Linked DNA regions of Homo sapiens: region 2 is linked to region 1. The links are chromatin loops, found by intact Hi-C in ENCODE. Cell type or tissue: heart left ventricle. All regions are shown on one strand. Links, peaks and the distances in the headings refer to the core of each region. The heading gives the core; the rest is flanking DNA. Region 1 overlaps RGS3 (regulator of G protein signaling 3). Region 2 overlaps RGS3 (regulator of G protein signaling 3).

Region 1 (10,062 bases), core at 946-8,945:
GAGGGGAGTGTCCGCCAAAAGCCGCAAATGCACACTAATCCCCAGTGACATTGAGGCAGCCAGAGGCGCAGGGAAGTGGGTTCAAGGGCCAGCTGGCGAGCTGTGGGCCCACAGGTTGGGGGAGGGGAGGAAGGCAGTGGCTCCCAACACAGCAGAGGCCTGTGGAGAGCAGGACAGAGCCGATGAGGTCACCCCCAGGGGCAGGCAGCACAAAGCAGCAGCTGAGGGAGCACGTGGGAAGCCCAGAGGGCCAGGGCCTCAGGCTGATTCTCTGTGGAGCCAGGAACCCTCCCCACCTCCCCTGGCTCACAGAACCCATCTTCCTCACAGCGCTCTTCTCTGATCCCAAGGCCAAGGCTGAACGGGTGGTTGGACGGGCATACCAACAGAACCCAAACAGCAACTCAGGGTCCTTTGGAAAGTCTTTGACGGGCAGAGTCATGTGGCCCTCTGCAGCCCCACTGCCCAGCACATGATCTTGGTCTAATCTGTGACTGTTCAGCTCACTCGAGGGCAGCAACATCCCAGGCACTGCTGACATTTAGGTCCCGCTTCGCTATTCAACCTTGTTAAGTACTACAGTCTCGTCTCCCCAACTAAACTACAAACCCCTCCTAGAAAGGCCTTTTTCATCTAGGCCTCATATAGTGCTTAGCAAGCAATGGCCTTGGTAAGCTCTGGTTGCCAGGAAGGACTTCTGGGATAAGGTCAAATCCAGGTCAGCTTTGGCACAAGCACCAGGGAGCTTCAAGGACCCAGAGAGCCACCCCTAAAGCAGAGTGTGCTAGGGGCGGGGTAGGGATGGTGGTACATGCCCAGGGTTGCCACCCACAACCGGGTACTCTCATCAGGGGAGTACAAGCTCTGTCTGCCTCCACTAGAATTTGATTATAACCCCAAAGGGCTGCGATTAGATGAACTCAGCCAGGGAGCTAAGAGCATCAGCTGATCCCTTGGAACAGAAAAAAAAAAGACAGTGTTTCTATCCAGCCCTTTCTCATTTTGCAGTTGGACAGGCCTGGTTTGAATCCCAGCTGTGCCACTTCCCAGCTGTCAACCTCAGGAAAGTACCAAGCTGCCTGTGAAATGGGGATATAATGGCATCACCTGGCTTTCAGAGCTACTAGGAGGGCAAGCAAGGAGGACAACAATCAGGCCTCAACAAACAGTCACTAGTATTACTATTCAGTAATTCATTTGTTTAATAACTATTTATTGACTGGGCGCAGTGGCTTATGCCTATAATCCCAGCACTTTGGGAGGCCGAGGCGGGTGGATCATGAGGTCAGGTGTTCGAGAACAGCCTGGCCAACATGCTGAAACCCCATCTCTACTAAAAATACAAAAATTAGCCAGCGTGGTGGCATGTGCCTGTAATCCCAGCTGCTCAGGAGGCCGAGGCAGGAGAATCACTTGAACCTGGCAGGCAGAGGTTGCAGTGAGCCAGGATCGCACCACTGTACCCCAGCCTGGGTGACAAAGCCAGACTCAGCCTGGGTGACAAAGCAAGACTCAGCCTCGAAAAAAAAACAAAATAAAATAACTATTTATTGAGCACCTGCTCTGTGTCAGAGACAGTCCTAGGCATTGGAAATAAAGAGGTAAATGAGACAGACTAAGCCCATGCTCTCAGGTTAGGGGCAAAGACAATAATATTTGTTATTTATACAAATAAACAATTAAAGAAATAATATACAGCCCTCCCTATCCATGGTTTCTACAACCATGGAGTCCACCAACAGAGGATGGAAAATATTTGAAAAAATATTTTAGGCTGGTCACAGTGGCTCCCATCTGTAAACCAGCATTTTGGGAGGCCAAGGCAGGAGGATCATTTGCGCCCAGGAGTTCCAGACAAGCCTGGGAAACACAGTGAGACCCAGTCTCTACCAAAAGTTTTAAAAAAAAATTAATTGGGTGTGGTGGTGTGCGCTTGTAGTCCCAGCTACTTGGGAGGATAAGGTGGGAGGATTGCTGAAGCCCAGGAGCTTGAGGCTACAGTAAGCAATGATTGTGCCACTGCACTCCAGCCTGGGCGACAGGGCAGACCTTGTCTCAAAAAAAAAAAAAAAAAAAATTCATCTGTACTACATATGTACAGATTTCTTTTCCTGCCATTATTCCCTAAACAATACAGTTTAACAACTATTTATACAGAACTTACATTGTATTAGATATTATAAGTAATCTAAAGATGATTTAAAGTACATGGAAGGATGTGTATAGGTTATATTAAATACTACCCCATTTTGTGTCAAGGACTTGAGCATCTTTGGACTTTGGTATCTGTGGGGTCCTGGAACAAATCCTTGGTGGATACTGAGGGACAACTGTAATTACAACTTGTGAAAATGTCACCAAGGTCATAAAGGGAGAGGTCATACTTGAGGTGATCAGAAAAGGCCTCTTAGAAAGGGCAACACACAAGCTAAGGCATGAACGGTAAGAAGGGGCCAGCAAAAACAATGTTTGGGAGAAGCTGTTCCAGAAGCAGCGAAAGCAGGCCTTGAGCTGGGGTGGACTATCACATCAGCTGATAATATCTAGGGACTTCTTCTACCCTGCATCCAACCCAACCCTCAGGAATGCCACCCTTCAGAGTGGGGGCACTTCCCATGCTGAGTGCCAGCCATTCCTCTCAGGCCCAAAAGTGCTCAGAAGTTGATCTTCCTAAGAGCATCTGGGGAAAGAGGAAAGAAAGCCCTGCCTGCTGGTTTCAGGGAACTGGGTGGTGCGCTGAGGCACTCCTGGAGCTTCTACTTAACAACAGCTTCCCTCCGCTGCCCAGAGTCCTCTAGCCCATGGCAGGGGAAGGATATGGCCAGCAAAAGACCCCAAGATTTCCCAGGGAGAAGCCGGGTGAGGCAGATGCTGACCAGAAGGCCCTCTGCTCCCTGTCTCCAGTGTTCCCATGTAAAGGTGGGGGGTGAGGCAGGAACTGTGGTCCCTTCCAGCTTGGAAAGGCCATCACTCCATGAAGCTGGCCCTGGCCCTGGCCCGAGCCTCCCAGCCCTGCTTCTACCCAGTTGGGTGGGCTTCAGCAGATTCCTTAATCTCCCTGGGCCTCCATGTCCTCTTTTCTTTCTGTTCTGAAGCAGGAATTCTGCCTTACTAATAATTCCTTTTGTCTGATTATCAATTTTAAAAAGAACTTTCCAGCTGGGCACGGTGGCTCATGCCTGCAATCCCAGCACTCTGAAAGGCTGAGGCAGGCAGATCACCTGAGGTCAGAAGTTTGAGACCATCCTGGCCAAAACGATGAAACCCCGTCTCTACTAAAAACACAAAAATTAGCCAGGCATGGTGGTGTGCACCTGTAATCCCAGCTACTTGGGAGGCTGGGGCAGGAGAATCGCTTGAACCCAGGAGGCGGATGTTGCAGTGAGCTGAGATCGCACCATTGCACTTCAGCCTGCGTAACAGAGTGAGACTCTGTCTCAAAAAAAAAAAAAAACAGAATTTTCCCACCCACGATCTCATGCTGATCTTGGCAATGCAGTGAAGAGGCAGGAAGGGCATGGATTGTTGTCCCCATTTTATGGAAGGGAATGGCCAAGGTTCAGAGCAGCTAAGGACCTCCCTGAGTCTCATCGCCAATGAGGAGCAGAGCTCCAGCTCAAAGCCTTGGAGAACCACATGCTGGGATCTCATCTCCAACACCTGGGGAGGTCTCATCACCTGGTCAGGCTGCCACACCTGTGGCTGGCAGGAATGCTCCCTCTTGCAGACTGGACCAAGAGGCGACCAGAATGCAAAGCCTCCAGGAGAAATTCTGTAGGTAGCTGGGTCTCAGAGCAGCTGCAGAGTTCGCTGGCAGCTTTTTGTATAACTGTCCACTGCTCTAAGCTCCAGGATGGTGTCCCCCTCCCTACAAAAGTATGAAAGAGCTCCCCCCATCCTGGGAGGGCCTCTCACAGTGAGAGAGCCACCTACCCTCAATACTGAGGCAGCCCCCTCAAATCCCATGCCCTGCACAGTGCTAAGCCCCTTACCAGTGATACCTCGACATTTCTTCCAACGACACTGCAAGGTAATAGCCATGATTATGCCTGTTTTGCTGACACCACAAGAACCACCCTCTGCTGCCCTGCCCCATGGGAATCTCCTTTGGAAAGCCATTATTTCTTCACCTGAGATGGTGACCGTATTGCCTGTCTCAACAGCAGAGTGTAGGGCTGGGTCTCTGGCTCTCAGAGCTTGAAGCTGTAATACTAGAGGACCCAGAAGGCTTCCAAGGCAGGGGGCAGAGCTGGCTGGCTTAGATGGGCAAACATTTTCGGGAGACCTAAGCTTTGGTCTCTCTCTCTCTTGGCCAAGCCAAGAGAGAGAGCACTAAGCCAGCTCCCTCCAGGGAGGCTGAATTCCCATCTGCCTAAATCTGTCTAAATTGGGGACACTCATTACCTTCCTGGCTTCCCTCACAGGTAAACCATCTCTTTTAATCCAGGGTGTGATCCAACTCGTCAGTCCCAACACTGATGCCCACTGTGCCCTCAATAGCAGGCTCTGTGGTCAAGGCCATAAGCCACCCTGAAGGCTTCCTCACATAACTCACTCAGACGGTGCCTCCTGACTATGGGGTGGTCAGCCAAGCACAGACCTTTCAGATGCACTGGCCCTGGCCCAGAAGCACTGGGCACAGACCTGTGCATTTAAACATGGGCATCCTGAAATCCAACCAGACACCCAGCTCCTCTTGGCCTCTTTAAAATCCCGCTCTTGCCTTACCTCCTTGCTCCTGAATTAACTGTATCTTTGTAAAAAACAAAACCTCTTCAGCCATAAATTAAGTTGGTTCATTTGCTTTGATAAAAATTCTGTCATTTAATTCAGTTCTCCTAATGACCCTATGACATAGGTAGGAAGGAAAGCAGCTGCTACCATTTTTCAGATGAGAAAACTAAGGCTCAGAGAGGTTATGTCACTGGCCCCAGGAGGTCTCGGGAGAGGAGAGATTCACTGTTTGTCTTCTGCCTCCTCCAGAGTCTGTGATCTTACCATATTTGTATAACTGTATATGCACATTACAAAGAATATGAGCTATTCCTCTTAGCTTTCTTCTTAAAAGACCAATAAATCATTTGTGATTTCTCTAATGGAGAGTAAATGAATATGAAGAGCCCTTCCCCTTGTTTTGAAACTGACAATAACAATAGCTACCATTTATTGAGCGCTCACTGTGTGCCAGGCTCTGTGCTAAGTGCTTTGGATGCAAGTCTTATTGAATCTCATTTAATCATTACCACAACCCTGCAGGGTAGAACCAGCCCCATTTCAGAGATGAGTTTGTAACTGGCCCCAGATCACTCAGAAAATGGCAGAGCCAAGATTCAAATCTAGGTTTTCCTAACTCCAAGACTCTTAAATTAATGGAGCCAACATCAGATTCTAGGTTAGAGAATAGTCCCTGACCAATGTGCCCATGGACCCAACTGACTTCAGAGCCTTCTGTGTTCTGAAGCCAATTGTGGGCTGCATCTGTCCAGTGTATTTGCAGGAACTGAGAAACACACCTGTCCAGGCAATAGAGACCCAGAGCCCAGGACTACTTTCGGATAACACCACCCAGGATCTTGCAGCTAGAGAACAATCAGAGCTGCCATCACCCAGGCAATTGGGCCTTTCTCAATACAGAGTCAAAAAACTTCTCCAAATCCTGACTCTCTTTTTCTTCTCTGGATGCCACCTGCATGTCAGGCAATGAAGAGAAATCACTTGTCAGAAGTTCCAACTAAGATGTGAGTTTCAGGCTCTTGATAGGATCCAAAACCACCCATGTTAAGAGTGGTCCAGGCTACAGAGCAAGAAGGCATCTTGTCTTCCCTGAATTATAGTACTTCTTCTAAATAGCAACCCATTAAGAGAAGAGAGAGGCTTCTAGCTGCCTGTAAGCTCAATCCCACAGCCCCTGGAGATCAGATCACCTGGCACTTTACTGAAACAAAAAGCCGCAAATCAATATCCCTTCACAATCTCTGGAAGCCAGCACGTCACAGATCCCAGGAAACTAATGGAGCAGAAGTCCTTTTCTCTGGGAAAAAACTAACCCAACCTGGAAGGAAGCTCTATTGGCATTAAAGAACCTGGAGCCTCCTTTCAGGAACTGCCCCAGAGAATCAGAACCCAGTGTGGTGAGGCTGGAGGAAGAGCCTAGCCTGGTCATGGCTTCTCCTCTCTGCTTGCTTGGCTCTGTGGAACTAAACACCCTCCAGCACTGAAGTGATTCCATCAGCCACTTCCTGTGCTCCGGGGGAATGTGCCTGACACAGGGGAGGACATCCAATGCCCTCTTGGCCCTCAGGTCTGTATTTCAGGCAGCCCAGTTCCCCAGCTGAGCCCCAGCAATGTCCACTGCCTCTTTGGAACTCTCTGCCCTCCGCTAAAGCTAACTTCTCATCAACTGTCTTCTCCTCCAGGGGGCTGTTCAAAAACTCTCTCTAGGCCTTGCACTTCTTAGCCAGGAACTGAAAGAATGATTTTCAATCACAAACTGTGTACAGTTCCTTCTCAAAGGGGTGTGTTCCTCTTGGCCAGCCAATATAGACCATGTCCCACCTCCCACAAAACAGGTTCCCTGGACTGTTGCATGAGACAAACTTAAGCGAAGGCAGAGGCAGGAATGTGTCTAATGCATCCTTGCTTGAACAGACACCGCCCTGCAGTGAATAGAAAATTCACCGAAAATTGAAAAGTATTTGTATAGCTCAGTGGCTCTCAACTTTTTCATCTTCAAGGATCTCTTGGGTTAAACCCCAGCCTTAATGATATTTTATCTACCAAACCAAATCAAGTAATAAGTTACTTGCCAGATGTTGCTCAGCAAAGGCACAGCACTGCCTATCTAAGCTTCTGATCAGACTGAGATAACCAGGAATCTCAACCACACTGAGTGGGTATCATTCCAGCCTGAAACCCAGACACTGGATGTTTGTTTTAGCCTGTATTATCTGGCCCAGGTAAAGGTACAAATACCTTCAGGCCTTTTGAAACACTGACAAGACCCTGTACAAGGGGTCGTTGGTGGTACTTCCTGGAAAACGTGGAAGCAAGAGGCAGGTACAGGAATCAGGGCGATCTCTAGAGGAAGGGCTATTAACCAGTAAACAGGGTGATGCACAGTTGCCCGGCCACACCCCCACTGAGATTCCTGCAGTTCAGGAGGTCCTGCACAGAAAATCTCAAGGGTCTGTTCTAAGCACTTTCCTGTCCACTGCTCTTTAACACAGAGGTGAGAGAGGCAGGGGCAGGAATGGCTAGTCCCATTCTACCTAGCAAAAAACCGCTACTCTGGCCTTGCCCAGGACTTCGGCATGAGTGGGTATGGAGGCTGGCATCAGAACACTGGTCTAGATCCCAGCCCAGTGTCTCCCCTCAAGCACCAGGTCGAAGATCTCTCTCCTCAAATCCAGAGGAAAGGACTCACCTCTGCTAGATAGAGCACGCAGAATTTCAGGTCTTCTGAAGAACCTTTGAGGGAACAAAAAGTAAGATTTGCATTAGAACTGGATAAAGAGCCTCAGCAGTTTGCTCCAGCACAGTCAGCTGTCTTGCCCAGAAGGCTGTGTGTGGCACCTCCTGGGAAAAGAGAGAGGCAGGCATGGGAGGCAGGGAAGTCTCTGGAGGAAAATTGGCTACGTAACTAACCAGGGTAATGTACAGCTCTAAGGCATTTGCCTGCGGGTCAGCCTGGCCCAAGGAATGCTGAAACCTCATCCCCAGGAGAGGTAGCCAGCAGCACCCTCTGGGCATCAGGTACTGGGGGGAGCCCTCATCCATCCCAGGAGGCCTCCTCCCTTCCATGATTTCTGCAGTGAGAGACCTGGAGGCAGCACACATCTGGATTTTCCTTTAAATGCTCCAACTGCCTTTGCCATTTTGAAATTCAATAGGGAGGCTTGTTTTCCGCCAAGGAATGGTGGGCTGTGCAGGTGGATACCCTGTCATAGACTGGGTGGAGCCCAGAGACAGCTTCCAGGCCCAGGCTTCACCTCTCTGTATGTTTTCCTATAGCCTCCTAACCCCTAGTCCAGGATCCCAGTTGCAACCATTCACTAACTCCCCTCCACCTGGGAGGCATCTGGGAGGGCTGTCAGCAACTGCCTCCTTCAGCAGAGGAGCTAAGGTCCAATGTCAACGCCGAGGGAAGGTGATTGCTCAGAGCGCTTCAGAAGCAGGAGGACCAGGAGATGACACCCAGCTTCTGGGAAAAGCTTCCTGAAGGAGGGCCCTGTTGAGTTTGGACTCAAGGTGGGAAGAAAGGACATTCCAAGAGAAGCACAAATTGTGTTCAAGGAAGAGCAAGTGCAGAGAAGCAGCCTGGTCCCTCCCTCCAGGACACCTGCCCTGCCCACTGCAGCCACTCCTCAGGGCCTGGCAGCACTCCCGCTTAGGTCACTTGTCTGGGCACGGTCCTGGGATGGTTACTCCCTGTGACCGTGCAATGGGTCTCACTAGGCAAACTGTCATTGTTGAGGGAAGCAACCACGCAGCACGTAAAACAGTAAATGCTTAAAGGGCCACAGGACCTTAGCGCACCACAGTGCTCCATGCCAACCACTGTTCCTTATGCTTCCCATGGATATGCTTGACCCTCACAACAACCCCTGGAAGACAGGGCTCTTTTCACCCAAGACTCTTGAGAAAACTGAGGCACAGATGAATTGAGTAACTTGCCCAGGAGTAAGGAAGAGAATCAAGATTTAGACCCAGGTAGCCTGGATCCAGAGCCCACACTCCTACCACTACACAGCCCACCTCTCAAATGCCCACCACATATGCCCTATCCAGCTCCTCTGTCCTCTCAAAGCACCAGGCCAGTGCTGGGCTCAAGGTAGAACCCTTAACACATACTTGAAGTAAAGAAATTGTCAAAGACAGCAAAATTAGTTGCAAAGAGAAGACAGCAAGATAAAAATAGAGACTGTGGGTCAAGTCAATTCCTAAGAAAAGCAGTGAATGAGGGCCCTGGTGTGGGTGAAGGCCAGGCCCCCTCGAAGCAAGGTATATGGGCAGTTCTGAGACAAAGCTATCCCTAGGGCCAAGGGCTGCCAGGCACAGCCAGATTAAAAAATCTCCCTTATGTAAATGAGGGTTCACTTCGGACTTAGGGAGAATAAATCTTTCTACTTCTTCCCACCTAGCGATGGACTGGGGAGGGAGGGAGTCCTGCCTAAGAAGTCCATCATGTTTAAGAAAACTGTAATTTCAAAGCTTCTGCTGGTTCCTTGTGTTGCTGAGGGTGGAGACAAGAGGAGGTGGTTTCTTTTGTTTAAGAGAACACACTGGGACATTTCTTTGGCCTTCCAGAAGCAGATCCTAGTGCCAAGTAAGAGTCAAAAGGATCTATGTAAGAAAATAACAGAAACTTGGGGGTTAGAAGCTGGCGGCAAGAAAAGAGAAGGTTCTAGAAGGGAGAGGAAAGTCCAGGAGATGAGAGCTGCAGGGAAATAGGAGGCTGAGGTTGGGGGAACACTCCCTGAGACATATTTCCTATGGCAGGGAATGGTGGATGGATTGCCTTGACAACTTTTCTGTGCTGTGACACCCTTGCCTCCTTCCCCAACCTCCCTGCATTACTGCAAACTTTCTCTGAAATCTGTTCCACGTCACAGCCTTGTGCTGGCAGTACTTTGAGAGGAGGACGGAATGGGGGCAGCACTCAGCATGGTTCAGAGCCTCATAAAAGAACAACAAACTGAGGAAGCCAAGGGTGCCGGAGAGGAGCTGCAGCTGTAGAAAACAGGCTGCAAGGGGCTGACCCAGGAGAGAAATTCTGCCCCTTCTAGAACATTAGAACTGGGGGCTAGGAGGGAGGAGAAGGGCAGCACGCATCTGGGTTTTCCTTTAAACATTCCAACTGCCTTGGCATTTTGAAATGCAACAAGGAGCCATTGGGTTCCAGAGTGGACCTCGCTTCCCGCAAGGAATACATGGACCATGCAGGAGGGATCCCCAATCACGGGCTGGGTGGGCCCCAGAGATAGCTTCCTGGCCCAGGTCTGACCCCTCCGTCACTTTCCCAGAGCCCTCTCTCACCTGATCTGAGATCCAAAACTCAACCAT
Region 2 (10,062 bases), core at 966-8,965, 47 kb after region 1:
CTTGTTTTCACGGCACCCTATCTGTGTTACCTTAGGCAAGTTATGTAACGCCTCTGTGCCTGTTTCCTCACCTATAAAAGAGCAAAAATAATAATACCTACCTCTTATGTTGTTGTGAGGGTTAAATTGGAGAACGAGTGCCATGTGCTTAATGTCCACACACAGTAAGTGCTTGGTAAATATGAGCTGTTACATAACCTCAAGCAAGTGCCTCGGCTTTCATAAGCCTCAGTTTCCTCTTCTCTGAAGAGAGGGGCAATAATAAGTCCTACCTCTTAGGATCATGATGAGGATAAAATGAGATAATGTATGTAAAGTGCTTGGCACAGAGAAGAATTCCATAAATGTTTGTTTCCTTCCTTCCACAATTGTCTTTCATGTTGATAAGTTGAATGTCCATCCTTCAGAGAGGCACAATTTGATTTGAGAGCATTCAGCAGAGCCGAAGTTTCCTGCAATCACTCTGTCTGCCTCCTCCAGCTCAGAGGCCTTCTCGCTCCGAAATGGATCGATAAAGGAGAGAGGAAAAGGAGAGCGCAAGGAGGCCAGGCCGGCCTGCGTGCTGCTCACAGCTTCACAGGGCCCTCTGCTCCCAAGGCCCTGATCCTCCTGAGCTTCGGGCTGGGACTGTGACCGTGAGTTTGGCTGTAGTTTGTTTAATAAGGCATCTCACTTTCCCAAAATAGGCAACACGTGGAGACACTGCCCCATGACGCTGACTCACTTTCCCTGGCCTCATTTTCTTTTCCAAAAGCCATGAAGGGCATGACCGGCTCCTTCTCCAGCAGTTTGGTGTCTGCCTCCACCCAAAGGGCTTTCTGGGCGTCCATATGCCTCTCTGACACTCTGCTGTCTCCTTCAGGACCTTCCCTTCATTGGCCTGTCCCTTCAAAGACAGGGAGCGGACCCTTGGTCCTTAGCATTCGATGACCTTCCTTGACAATCTCACTTGCTCAGAATTTCACCCACTGCCTTCCTGCTCATGGCTCCCATATCTCTGTCTTCCAAGTTCCAGGTAGGCAAAGGTGAGCCCTACTTCACAGCTCTGACCTGGCTCCCCTCCAAGCACCTGCATCTCACCGTATCCCAAGCTGACTCACCTCCACCTCCAGTAACTCTGTCTTAGGTGGAGACACCACCAGCCGCCCAGGAGTTACCCTTGACTTCTCACACTGCTCTCACAGCCAAATCACCACTAAGCACTACTGATTTAATCTCCTAAATATGGCCTGAGTCTGTTTTCCCCTCCCTAGCCCCAAAGCCTCTCTCTCACCTCAACCTTCCAAAGACCTACCAAAGTGATAGATCTAGAATGTGCATCCATCATTCCCTGGCTTGACACACTTCAGTATCTCCCAATGGCCAGACATTCCCAAACACCAAAGTGACTGCAGGAGGTTCACCCTGCAAACATGTTTAAATGCAGATTTCTCAGCCCTGCCCATGAAGAGTTGGATGTAATTAATCTGACGCGGCACCTAAGAATCTAGGTTCCTGACAAGCATCCCAAGGAATTCTGATGTATATCCAGGATCGAGAACCACCGGCCCTTAGGAGAAACCCCATACTCCAAAGAGAATCTACAGAATCATCTGACTTGGCTTATACCAACCTCTTCAGCTAATCTTTAGCCAGTCCCTACTTTGTACTTAACCTTCCAGCAACGTCAATGAGTTTGCAGATCCCTCCTCACTCCACTCTTGCCCTGCCCTTCCCTCTCTACTTTACTGGCTCTTTCTTCTGTCCTTTCACCTGTCCACCCATGAGTCAGTACAGTGTTGAGAGGAAAGACCCTGGGGTCCAACCACCTGGATTCCATCCCGGCTCTATTGTTAACTGGCTGTATGACCTTAGGCAAATTCCTAACCTCTCTAAACTTTAGTTTCCTCTTCTGAAAACTTAGGACAAAACCACACTCTTCTTAGAGCTGTTGTAAGAATTAAATGAGACAGGCCGGGCGCGGTGGCTCACGCCTGTAATCCCAGCACTTTGGGAGGCCGAGGCGGGTGGATCATGAGGTCAGGAGATCGAGACCATCCTGGCTAACAAGGTGAAACCCCGTCTCTACTAAAAATACAAAAAATTAGCCGGGCGCGGTGGCGGGCGCCTGTAGTCCCAGCTACTCGGGAGGCTGAGGCAGGAGAATGGCGTGAACCCGGGAAGCGGAGCTTGCAGTGAGCCGAGATTGCGCCACTGCAGTCCGCAGTCCGGCCTGGGCGACAGAGCGAGACTCCGTCTCAAAAAAAAAAAAAAAAAAAAAAGAATTAAATGAGACAATGCACTGTTAACCCCTGGCTCCAGGTCAGCACCCAGTCAGCAATTGCTATTGTTATTAACATGACGTCCCCCTCCTCACTCTCAGCTCCAAGTCTCTATCGGTGATCCGATAGGAAAGTCTTTGACCCTATGCATGCATCCCCAGCATGTTGTTGCCACAGTGATACCCAGGAAATGGCAGCTGGATGAATGAATGAATGAGGTTTATTGTACTATACTACCCTAGGATGAAAAGTGGATACTTTATTAAAAGAGAAATCCTTCGTTTTGTATGTTAAATACACCCCGATTTTAAAAAACATATTAGCTAATAACATTTAGAGTACTAAAGAGCATTGAACCCAAAAATGTTTTCCAGGTCTCAGCTGGTGACTTGAGCTGATTTTCATTCACGGAAGCCCCTTTTCAGTCACCATTCAGTGATGTGATTGCTCCGCAAATGATACTGACCATGGGGTATCCCAGATTCCTTAGGCTGCACCAGCCAAATGAGCCACTGCCGCTAACAGTGGGCCATGGCAGTGCATTGCTGTCACTCAACAGCCAATTCTCATGCTCACCTGCCCGGCACTCCTCCCCTGCTCCGCTCTAACTGCCGTCACTAATGGCCACTTCAGCCCTCCTGTGTCCTGCACTGCCTGCAAGATCAGCCTGTTTGGATTCTCCTACACAAAACTTCTATACTCCCTTACCTGGCCTCATCATGGCAGCCTTAGCTTACAGTGAGTATTTCTGCCTCCTTGCCTTTGCTCATGCTTTGCCCTGCCTGGAATGCCATTTCCAACCTTCTTCTTTAGTTGTCTTATTCTTCATCTGTGCCCAAGTTCAAAATTCCACTTTTTCCATGAAGCCTTCCTTGATCATCTCAGACCACAGTGAACTCTCCCTCTTCCCATACTGATGGCCTTTATTACTCATGTCATTCTTTTCTTCATGCAGCCAATATCTAATAAACATCTATATGCCAGGCACTAGGTACTGTGATGACTAAAAAAGAAATAGTCCTGTTTTTCAAGGTGCTTAGAGTCCTGTAGAACTGAGCACGTACATGTTGTTATTGTAATTTCTCTCCATGCAGTGCCTGGTGTCCCCACGTGAACAGTGGACACCTTGAGAATAAATTTCCATGTGTAGGCTGGTCGGCTTCCCCAGTGACCAGCACAGTGCCTTGTTTGATACCGAGTGCTCAGCAAATGCTCATTGATAACACAGTCCTTGGTAACACCTGGAATGATGGAGACTCAAGGAGGGGCAGCCTCTGCAATTTAGTATTGCCACTATCACTCATTTATCCAGAAAGCACTAATCGAACCCCTGGTGTATGCTGGCCACCTGGCTGTCACCCACTAGCCCAGAGCAGAGTCCCCCTCCAGCTCAGCAGCTCTCCTCACCTGGACTGGCTGGCCCTGTTCCACACAGTAACCAAGAGACGCTTCTGATCATCCTCCTCTTGGACAGGACTGCGAAATCAATCAGACCATCGGAGTGTTAGTAAGGGCTGAGCTCCAGGCCATAGCTGACTCATAGAGTCAGTCATAATTCCAAAAATGTGGAAGTAACGTCAACAGCTGGTTAAATAAACTATATTACAAATAAAGTAAGAGATGACTACCTCCATGCATAAAACAGTTTATATTATGTTGTTAAGGACAAAAAGGAGGTTACAACATGCTATTATAAAATAATTCCATTTTCGGGCCGGGCACAGTGGCTCATGCCTGTAATCCCAGCACTTTGGGAGACAGAGGTGGGCGGATCATGAGGTCAGGAGATCGAGACCATCCTGGCTAACACGGTGAAACCCCGTCTCTACTAAAAATACAAAAAAAATTAGCCAGGCATGGCGGCAGGCGCCTGTAGTCCCAGCTACTCCAGAGGCTGAGGCAGGAGAATGGCGTGAACCCAGGAGGCGGAGCTTACAGTGAGCCGAGATTGTGCCACTGCACTCCAGCCTGGGTGACAGAGCAAGACTCCATCTCAAAAAAAAAAATTCCATTTTTGTAAACATACACACACAGACATATACACACACACATGCAAACATACACACCCACACGCAAACATACACATTAAAAGGTCTGAAAAGGTCTGAAAAGGACCTTAAAAGGTCTGAAAAGAAATACAGTAGGGCGTATCTGTGAGTAGGAGGGCTATAGGTGTTTTCTATTTTCTTCTTTTTACTCATCTATATTTTCTATTTTCCTATCATAACCAAAACTACTTTATGTAGTAAGAGAAAAACCAAAATATTAATTTTCACTAATAGGAAAATACAAAATGTACATTACCTTCCCATTGGCCCCAGAGTTCAGAGATTGGGGAAAGAAATAATAACAATAATAGCTGGTACCCTGTGTTATGTTATACTGTCCCATTTATACCCCACAGCTCTCTGAGGTTGCTACTATTATTAGCCCCATTTTACAAATAAGGAAGCCAAGGCTCAGAGAGGTTAGAAAGTTGAAGTAAAAAGGGGGGCAGGGAGGCAAAACATCCTTCAGCTTGGAAAATTCCTTCGGCTAAAGGAGAAAGCTTGGCCCAAGGCACAGTGGGAAATTGCCTACACTTTTTATGGGCTGCCAGCCCCAGGCTGGGCATTTTAGTTATGAGAGCTAGCCAAGTGATACCTTATCACTGTGGACCTCGCTGCTGGGCCTGGTGCCAGGGATGCAAGGACACAAGTGAGTGAGAAAACAAAGACATCCTTTAGAAGGCACTGGTTTTTTTTGTTTTGGTTTTTTTTTTTTTTTTTTTTTTGCATAGATCTAGTTCTAGATTTGGCAAACAGAGCTGTTTCCAGATAAACACTCCTTCCCTCTCCTTTCTAGGGCCCAGCTGCACCAGACTCTTACAAGAAGAAGTGCTCGTGGAAAGCCGGGTCTCTGCAGTCTGGAACGGTCTGCGTCTTCTGGTGGCGTAGTCTACTATCTTCAGGGATCAAAGAAATCTTGAATTGGAAAAAAGGAAGCATGATTAGCGGATCTCATGGCCCACCTAAGCCCAGCAGCTGACTCTGCACATCTCCAAGTTAAAGGCTTCCCAGGGTCCTTCAAGTCAGCCTCTGCAGAGGACAGAATAGAGTCCCCTGTCAGATGCTGCAAGGGAACAAGGAGCCCAGGGCAAGAGACATTGGAGGCAGATGCCAGGACAGGGCCTCATGGTGGGTGGTACCAAAAAGGCAGCCACGGCCCAGCCAGAGCTGGGGTACAACTTTATCATCTCTGCTCTTCCCCCAAGCAGAGTGGTTTCCCCAGAAGCGAAAGGACTCCTCTCTTCTAAGGTCCCAGCAGCTGCTGAGTGCTCCCTTCACGAAGGCTCCAGGTCAGCCTCTGCCAAGGCCCCAAATCCATGTTCTCAACCCAGGGCTGTTCTAGCCCTGCTCCTGATAAATTCCTTGCCAGCAGGGGCTTCTGATCAGCCTGAAGGCTTCAGGAAGAATGCTGAGGGCCAGCACCTGGAACCCCAGCTGCCACACTTTAGGAAGCTCCTGGCCTTTGGCTCTCACTGAAAGTAGAGCCCCACCCCTATAAGGACCCTGTCTTTACAGCAAAAGCCCAACCCAGAAGGATCTTCCAGCCCTCAGAGACACTCCCTCCACTCTACTGCCCAAATCTGGCCATCCTGCCCCTAGTTTGGGGGGAAAGTGGGTGAAAACGGTGCTTTTCACAAGAGGTCTTGGGATTACCTGTGGATTTCAGCCATCCACATACTCACTGCCCACCTATATAGATGACCAAGATCGCCCTTAAGATTTTGGCTGTTGCAGGAAGCCCCAGGGACCCAGCCGAGCTAAGGGAATGGGTTTGTCCCAGCACTGGGCCCAATAAATGCCTATTGAGAAGATGAGTGAGATGGCAACTGCCTCCTCAAAGGTCACCAGCCCCACAGGTGTGCTGGGACCTTGGGACTGAGCCCAGTAACATGGCCCCTCAATATCCCACTCTCCATCTCCGGCCCCACCACATACCTTCACATACGGATCACAGGTGCCAGGCTGTTTGCTGATCAGGCCTTTACCTTCTATAACTAAAAGAGAATTCAGACATTGGGGTGGATGAATGGAAACATACACACACACACAGCGAGAAAGAGAGACACACATAGACATATCCATCCACACGAATAAAGAGACCTGAAAAGAAAAGCGTATCTGTGAGTAGCAGGGCTATGGCCCCTGCTACTAGGCCCTTAATCTGCATAACCACCATTGGCTATGAACCTGCTCTGGTCTAGGCCATTCCCACCATCTTCCACTCTCTGGCAGCACCCTCACCAATGCATTACGAGGTACATTCAATTCCCTGAATCTTACAGCTGGAAGAGAACTACAGTTTATAGAATCTAACCCTTCATGTAATGGGGAAAATGAGGCTTCGAGGGGAACCCAAGATAGTAAGAAACTTGCCCACAATCACAGAACAATGGGAATGACCGCTGGATTTGGAACCCATGTCTCTTGACTCCCGGCTCAGTGCTCTACCACACAAGACTGCCTTCTAGGAATGAAGGGGCCACTCACCATGTGCCATGAGCCATGCCGTGGCACTCACGGTGTGCCGTGAGCCGTGCTGTGGCTGGCGGACAGCACAGCACAGGAGTCACAAGCTGGGGCCTCAGGGGTGGACGGACCCAGGCATGAATCCCAGCTGCACCGCTTACTCACCATATAAGCTAGAGTGAGTTGCTTTGCATGGGACAGAATTTGCCATTTTTAATGGTTTAGTGATAATAACATGCACTTCACATGGTAGTTGTTCCAATTAAATGAGGTAATGTGCCTGAAGTGCTCAGAGGAGTGCCTGGCAAATAAGTAATTGCTCAAAAAATGTTTGCTAAAGAAAAATAATAATAAATAAAGGCAAGGGGAGAGGTGTGGGGTGGGTGCAGGTGTGGTCACAAGAGTAGGCAGCACCATTTGCCTGAGGTCTATAGAAAGAAGACAATAGACCTGATAGAACCTGAGCCTCAGTTCTATTTTCTTTTACGTCTGGATTTTTTTGTTTGTTTGTTTCTTGTTTTTTTTGTTTTTTTTTTTTTTGAGATGGAGTTTCGCACTTGTTGCCTAGGCTGGAGTGCAATGGCACGATCTCGGCTCACTGCAACCTCCACCTCCCGGGTTCAAGTGATTCTCCTGCCTCAGCCTGCCAAGTAGCGGGGATTACAGGCTTGTGCCACCACACCCGGCTAATTTTGTATTTTTCGTGGAGAGAAGGTTTCTCCATGTTAGTCAGGCTGGTCTCGAACTCCCGACCTCAGGTGATTGGCCCGCCTCAGCCTCCCAAAGTGCTGGGATTACAGGCGTGAGCCAATGCACCCAGCCTTACGTCTGGTTTTCATTGAGCCCTAGGGTTTGGCTCAGACAGTGCTCCCAGTAGTCTGAGGTGCAAGGCCTGGGAAACCAATGGAAGGAGTGGGGACCGGTGGGAAGGGATGAAGGGCCTGAGACTGGGGTGAAGCCAAAGCAAACTGTGCAGGACAAATGGAGTGGTGGAGGCCAAGATGCATTTTGCAAAAACTGTTTGCACAGCTGGAGTCAGGCCCTGGCAGGCAGAGAACACCCCTCTGCTGCTCCTTGGGAACTTCACGTTGGGCCCCCCATGGCCATGACCAGAGGACCCAGGCGCCTACTAGTCTACTCTGCCCAGTATCCTGGTTACTGTTCCTGTGTGCATCATTTCCCTCGAGGGCGTGGTTCTTGAGGGCAGGACCCAGGTCTGGTGACCTCCTGGGTCTCTCTGGCCAGCAGTGACAATGAACCACACCCAGTCCCTGTCCTCATTGCATTCTCAGTCTGGCAGAGAGGCCAGACACAGGTGGCACAGTATAGTCAGGGCTGTGACAAAGACACAAAGGAGAAAGCAATAAACCCAGCCCAGACAGGTGGGTCAGGGGGATGATTCCTGGAGGGGGAAATAATAAGGCAAAATGACCCTTCCTTCCTGAGTCTTAATGATGATGAAGGCAGGCATATTTCTTGCAAAATCAGAGCAGGTGGAGAGTTATTTTTCAAAAGGGGTTCAAAACAAAAGAAAGGTTATTCCAGGCACAGTGAACAGCAGGTGCAAAGGCACAGAGGCAGGAGCAAGCAAGATGTATTCAAGGGAGTGCATGTAACTGGATAGAGCTGGAGGTGGAGGGTACCGTCAGCGGCAAGAGCCAGGGAGGCTGGAGAGATAGACAGGGCCTTCTGGGCTAAACAGAAGAGTCCTGGCAGTGGGGGCCATGACAGCAACTCATGTAACTATTCATGTGCCGGATGGAAGGATGGACACATGGACAGACAAACAGGTGGAGTATGAACTCTTCCTGTGCTGTGCTCCAGCCATGCTAGACAGCTCTTCAAATGCATCCTGCTCTCTCTGACCCCCAGGCCTTTGCACTTGCTAGCCCTGTGCATGAAGTGCTAGCCACACCCTCCCTGCTCCTCTTTGCCTGGCTCAGGCCCATTCCTCCTTCAGGATACCGTGTGGGCATCACCCCCTCCGCCAAGTCTTCCCTGGCATCCCATCAACACCATCTAGACAGGGGTGGGTGCTTCTCCTTGGTGTTCCCAGCCCCTAGCACAGAGCTAATGCTCAATCGCTATTTTTGGAATGTATGGTTTTCTTTTTTTTTTTTTTTTTTTTGAGACGGAGTCTCGTACTGTCGCCTGGGCTGGAGTGCAATGGCATGATCTTGGCTCACTGCAACCTCCACCTCCTGGGTTCTAGCAATTCTCCTACCCCAGCCTCCCAAGTAGCTGGGATTATAGGCATCTGCCACCACACCCGGCTAATTTTTTTGTATTTTTGGTAGAGACGGGGTTTCAGTATGTTGGCCAGGCCGGTCTTGAACTCCTGACCGCGTGATCTGCCCGCCTCGGCCTCCCAAAGTGCTGGGTTTACAGGCATGAGTCACCGTGCCCAGCCAGTTTTCTATTTTATCTAACAAAAACTTACACAGGATTGACTACAAGTTCAGCACTGTTCTAAGCACTTTACTAACAGTAACTCACTTAATCTTTGTAGCAACCTGTAAGATACATAGTATTACCACCACTACTTGACAGATGAGAAAACGGAGCTTGTTCAAGGCCACTCAACAAGTATCAGAGCCAGGGTTCAAATTATAGTGGTCTGGCTCCAAAGACTATGATCTTAACCATGATACTATGCTGCCTGTCAACCAATGAATAAATGAATGAGTGAGAAAAATAGAGAAAAGAAGAAAGGATGGAATAAAGAAGGGAGGGAAGATAGGAAAACTCTTCTGTGGCCCTGCTCTGCTGGGGCCAAGAAGGAAGTTGAGGTACCCAGGGGCAGCTGTAGCCTGTCAATGAGAAAGGTCTACCATGTGGACTCCAGACACATCCAAGGCAGGACCAGGGCTGCTCTATAGAAAGAGCCCCAGGTGAATACTGGCTTTTATCAATGGACACATCCTTTATACAAGGATGAGAAAAGAAGCCTTGGCCCATGGTGCCACCATCCCCCAACCCCAGCCCCAGGCAGCAAGCTGAGTGGCCCGCCCCTTCCTTGGTGAGCCTGCACAAAGCCGTACTCACTGTGAAGCAGCAGAACCCGGTCCTGGGCATCAATGGACAGCCTCAGCTGACCTAAGGAAACAGCAACAGAAACAACCTTGCCTCAGCTCCCTGGTGGGTGTGGTGGAAAAAACTAGAGGAAAGGTGACAGAAATGCTCTTTTGTTCATGTGAAGCCATTCAAAGACTCACACAAGTCTCTGGCTGGCAGGGACCTCAGAAGCCACAGGGTTCAGCCCCGCCCACCACATCGGGAGTCCCTTT

Evidence for each region. Hi-C counts contacts between places; a loop is a spot of excess contacts. Peaks named below come from ENCODE experiments on the same cell type or tissue, not always from the same donor. Only the 100,000 strongest peaks of a DNase experiment are listed, where the experiment ranks them.
Region 2: a loop joins it to region 1, with 4 times the contacts of the local background. A loop is called at or near these places in 6 of 110 quality-filtered maps.

The regions. Positions count from the first base shown.
Region 1 is chr9:113,526,626-113,536,687 of GRCh38, reverse strand. It overlaps RGS3 (regulator of G protein signaling 3), which reads right to left. Exons shown (of 23, transcript NM_001394167.1): 16 at 7,424-7,467. Among named protein-coding and RNA genes, the nearest start is that of RGS3, 68 kb to the right of the region's middle. RefSeq lists an enhancer at 1-668. In heart left ventricle, for the core only: no CTCF peak of the experiment used is centred there; a DNase peak (open chromatin) is centred at 8,406; H3K27ac peaks cover 1,675 bases.
Region 2 is chr9:113,479,300-113,489,361 of GRCh38, reverse strand. It overlaps RGS3 (regulator of G protein signaling 3), which reads right to left. Exons shown (of 23, transcript NM_001394167.1): 2 at 9,821-9,871; 3 at 6,245-6,303; 4 at 5,130-5,224; 5 at 3,669-3,737. Among named protein-coding and RNA genes, the nearest start is that of RGS3, 21 kb to the right of the region's middle. In heart left ventricle, for the core only: no CTCF peak of the experiment used is centred there; a DNase peak (open chromatin) is centred at 4,921; H3K27ac peaks cover 3,716 bases.